2 separate regions of the Homo sapiens genome follow, and region 1 is linked to region 2. Evidence: chromatin loops called from intact Hi-C (ENCODE). Cell type or tissue: transverse colon. All regions are shown on one strand. Region 1 overlaps DYM (dymeclin). Region 2 overlaps DYM (dymeclin).

Region 1 (2,500 bases), 120 kb before region 2:
GCACACATAGACACACACACCACAGACTCACACACATAACACAAACACAACACAAACATCCATACCCACAACATATACACAGACACAGACAACACACCCAGACATGCGCGCGCACACACACACACACACCAGACACACACAATACACACACACCCAGACATGCACATACAGACAACACAGACATGCACACACACACACACCACAGACAAAACACACAAGACACATACACACACAATACATACAAAACAGATACCCACACACTCACATGCAGACACACCCACACACACACAGACACACACACAGACATACACAGACATGCACATACAGACACACACACACCAGACACACAGACACAACACACACAGACACACACAGTAACAAGAATTTTAAAATAACATTTACAGTGATTAAGACTAAAAGCATCTGGACCAGGTATAGTAGCTCACGCCTGTAATCCCAGCACTGTGAGAGGCCAAGGCAGGAGGATCACTTGAACCCAGGAGTTAAAGACCAGCCTGAGCAACCTAGCAAGACCCTATCTTTACAAAAAATTTAAAAATTAGCCAGATGTGATGGCGCATGTCTGTAGCTACTCAAGAGGCTGAGATGGGAGGATTGCTTGAGCCCAGGAGTTCGAGGCTTCAGTGAGCTAGAATCATGCCAGTCCACTCTAGCCTGGGCCTAAGAGTGATATCCTGTCTCTAAAAATAATTAAACCAAAAAATTAAATTTGAAAAATAAATTTAAGAAAACCAACTAAAAACATCTAAGTGCTGGATCTTCAGAGTTCCAGAATGATCAGAGAGGAGCAGAGTGAAGCAGCAAAGACTTTGTGGCAAGAGTTACATCTTGAACAAGTGTGTAAGAATTCCTAAAACGGAGGGTGTTCTGGCCATTGATGTAACTTCAACACACAGCCCCCATCTGCTATGGCTTCAGTGATCAGCAGCTCCCCACTTTGTGGCTACCAGACTGTTATATAAATAGACGCCAAGCTCTAGCACTACCTAGGCCTAGATCTCCCCACACCCTGCACCCCCACACTGCAGTCCCCTTTTCAAAAACTACTAGTTCTAGTTCAATGAAACCTGTGCCTTTTCAGACCATCAGTGTTTCCTTCCAGCTCTTTGCCATCATCAGCGCAGGCTGGAAGTCTCAGTGTCTGCTGATGATGTTGCTCATGACTGCAATGGAGGGGACAACTTCTTTAGCTGGGCTCTTTGGCCCAGTCTGGCTGACAAAGTTTGATCAGCTCAGGATGTGGCACCACTTCCAGCACTTGCTGACACGAGTCAGAGTTCAATGAGGCCCCAGCTTTATTTTTCTTTCTTTATTCTTTCCCTCCTCTCAGCTGACACCTAAGGCCCCCAGCTTTCTACTCCCTCCTCGTCCACTCCTGAAGTCCCCTTGCACCCCACCTGCCCTGCACAGTGCTCTCTGGGTGTTCCCTAACTGCTGGTGGGGCGGTATCCTAGGGCCTGGAGAGTTTGGGAGCCTCCTCATACACTGTGTTGATTCCAGCCCGACATGGGGTTCTCAGGTATGTGGGTGCTTAGAGGGAAGTCTTTGTCATGGAATCAGGTGTCTAAGAGGTACCAACACGATGATGTTCTTTTCTGTGAAAAATCTGCATTTGTAGCAAGAGGGGGGCAACAAGTAGCTCCCACCGACCCGCGCTCCCCATACATCATGCCGTCTGAAGCTCCCACGGCATCCTGGTCAGTCACCAAATGTCCCGCTGAGGCCAGTGCCAACCCCATGAAGAGAAGGTAACTCGGAGCTCAGAGAGGCTAAGTGCTCGGTTGCAAGGTCATGCAGCCTGCTGGAGTGGAGTCAGGTTTAAAGCCTGGGTCTGACTGTGTGCAAAGTTAGTTTGAAAAGTGACATCAGAGTTCTGGCCACCCTAATGCTTTATCCTTAAATTTGATTCTCTTAGGCTCCACGAAACCCTTCTGGGTGTGAGGTACAGAGCTCAGCACGCTGCTGGTCCTTAAAAAAAGAACCACATGAGGGCAATAATCACGAGAGGACTGTGGTGCTATGTGAAGAAGAAATGAAACTCATCCATGATAATGGAGATGAAAATCCTAGTTCTTAGGACGGCCTCAAACTTTAGAAAACCTCACACGGACTCAGGGAGAAGAGAGGGGCTAGGTGGGTGTGCAGAGTCCCCCAGTGGCTTGTTTTCATTGGAATAATAACATCTTACATTTCGATGTGGTAATGTCGCTGTTAAAACGCACTTCTCATTGTTAGAAATAAAAATGACTCAAAGATGTGAAAGCTTTTCTCCATTCAGTGACTTACATGGGGGTTTTCCCATGAAGGCCTTAGGAGAGGCTGTGAGGCAGCTTATGCAAGGCTGCTTTCCGCATCTCTAAGGAGGGTGGAATGGGAAATAAAACCAATAAACTGTAAACTGCTCTCAGAAGAATTCCTTCCAGCTGAATTACAGAAACTTAGGCAAGGCTGCTACTAAGTTTATGGGCTAGCAGTAAGT
Region 2 (2,500 bases):
TTTGCTTAAAGCTTTGCATTCAACGTACTTACCCCCAGCTTAATGCTAATCAGAATAAGGAATAAAGATATATGATGTTTGTATGTAAATGGATAAATTTGATTTTAAAAATCAGTCTTAAAAATAAAAATGATCTTTAAGTTAGCTTAATATTCACTTAGCTGGGATCTATTTGCTAGAATACTTTTTTAAAATTTGAAAAAGACTAGTTTTTCTTTTTGCATAAGAATGTTCATTACAAATTTAAAAAATGAAAACAGCCAAAACACTAATCAAGAACAGAATGGGTAAATAAACTGTGGGATAGTTATACAAGGAAATATTATACAGCAATTTAAAATTATCTAATGCTACATGTATGAATATGAATAAATCTCAAAAACAATGTTGAGTAAAAAAATAAGCAGGAATCCTTAGAAAATATGAACAAGCTGATTTTATGTTTTTAAAATGAAAAACAATATTACACATCATTTACAGATAAAATATATTAATAACATCAAATATATATGGAAATGATAAATCCTACACTTAGGATAGCCACTGTTCTCTGAGGAAGGAGGAAAAAGGGAGTCCAGCTCTCACATGAGTACTCCCTCTCTCTCTATATATATATATATGGACACATATACAGTATATATAAAATGTTCTTAGGTAACACTGGATACATACATGAGAGAGTGGTATATTGCTCTATTTTTTGTGTATGCAGGAAGTATTATATAACGTTTTAAAAATCTGATAAAAAGAACATGCTATCTTGAAGAAAACAGAGCCCCTGCCAATGACAGCATTTCACAAAAGAAAGCAGCATGTAAACAGAATAAGTGTGGTCAGTCCAAACGGGAACACGCTGAGAAAATCACAAGCTGGTGGAAATGGCTGTAGTGTAGGGTACACAGATGGTGGCAGGAGATGACACCAGAATGAAGACAGTTTGAAGCCAGACTGTGAAGGGCCGCTTTATGGCACATCAAAAGCCCTGGACTTTTATTCTATTCGGAGTGAGAAGCTAATTCTTACAAAATAATGAAAGAGACATGGCTCCCCGCCCCCAAGGAACTCAAGTCTACTGGGATGAGAAAAAAAAAATTTTTACAATACTGAAATCAGAGAATTCCATGGGTCTGAAGAGAGCACTGTGGGAGAACAGGGGGAAGATTAGGTGCATTCCACAGAGGAAATCTATCTTGACTGTGGCCTTGAAGGTTAGAGGACTTGCTATTTGGAAAAGCAAACGGGGAGGAAGAGTAATTCAGAAGGGGGAAAGTGTTTAGAAAGGCACTGGGAGATTTCAAGGAAATACCCATAACTTATAAGGCAAGAATAGAGAAAACTCACAGGGGTGAGAAGTGGCAAGAAATGAAGCCGGTAAGACAAGAGGGGCCAAATAAGAAGGCCACATGGACCATGCTAAGAGGTCTGCATTTCATCTTGCTCAGCCATTGAGACAGACAGTGAGTCAAATATTTACCCAGCGCCTAGTATGTGCCAGGCAATGTGAAAGCAAAAGCAACACAGTTTCTGTCCTGCCTCCCCAGAGGGCGCAGTCAGGTGAAAAAGGACGTGCCTAAATAGACTGGAGGTGAACATGGAATGTTAGGGGAACACAGGTGAGGACTGCTCAACTGCACCTGAAGGGAGAAAGAGGCAATCACTTTGGGAGATGATGCCTGCACTGCTTCTTAAGAAACAATTAGGAGTCAGCTGAGCAAATCAGGCAATCACAAAGGTGAGTTGGGCAGAGAAATACGAGTCCTGTGGGTGGGGGAAACAGCACTGCACGTGCATCAAGTGTTGAGTACACAGCAGAGCACAGCAATGAGGCTGGGTAGCAGTGAGGATGGCTTATCAACTGCCTCATGTCTCTCTCAGACCTTGGACTTCATCCTGAAAGCCAGACGTGTTCTATGAAAGCAGGACTACAATATGAGAAAGTGATCAACGCAAAACTGCTGTGTTTGGTATTGAGGTGTGAGGTGGGAGGCAGGGCTCAGCAGTAAGGATGGCAGATTACTCCTTGTGCCTCTATGTCCTAAGCCTCCTCCCTATGCCCTGCCATCTATGGTGGCCACAGAGTCTCTACCATGGAACTTCAGGGCTCCTAGAACCGAAGGTTGAAAACCACTGACCTGAGCAATGTGGGCCAAGTGTATAAAATTCTACTTGTTTTAGAAAGACTCCTCTGCTCCTGGAGAAAAGGATGGACAGGAGATGACAAGTGAACAAGACTAGAAACAGAACCTTTAGGAAACGTCCATATTATCCAAATAAAGAGATGAGGATGCCTTAAAGCAAATGGGAGCTATGTGGAAGGCAGAGACAGCATGGAGCGGGAAAGAAGGGAATCAGGGCTGACTGAGGTCTCTAACTTGGGAAACACAGTGGCTAGCTGATAAGGTGACTGACATGCTAGGAATACAACAAGTTGAAAGGGAGGGAGAGCGCTCAGGAAGAAAAAGAAATTAATAACAGTAGCAGCAGTTATGAGTTATATATC

The links. Peaks named below come from ENCODE experiments on the same cell type or tissue, not always from the same donor. Only the 100,000 strongest peaks of a DNase experiment are listed, where the experiment ranks them.
Region 1: a loop joins it to region 2, with 6 times the contacts of the local background. A loop is called at or near these places in 10 of 110 quality-filtered maps.

Annotation. Positions count from the first base shown.
Region 1 is chr18:49,046,192-49,048,691 of GRCh38, forward strand. All of the region lies in intron 17 of DYM (dymeclin), which reads right to left. It overlaps DYM-AS1 (DYM antisense RNA 1), which reads left to right. Exons shown (of 5, transcript NR_148999.1): 5 at 1,937-2,283. Among named protein-coding and RNA genes, the nearest start is that of MIR4744, 2.3 kb to the right of the region's middle. RefSeq lists an enhancer at 1-130. In transverse colon, no CTCF peak of the experiment used is centred here; no DNase peak of the experiment used is centred here.
Region 2 is chr18:49,167,621-49,170,120 of GRCh38, forward strand. All of the region lies in intron 14 of DYM (dymeclin), which reads right to left. Among named protein-coding and RNA genes, the nearest start is that of MIR4744, 120 kb to the left of the region's middle. RefSeq lists an enhancer at 1,564-1,623. In transverse colon, no CTCF peak of the experiment used is centred here; a DNase peak (open chromatin) is centred at 1,530.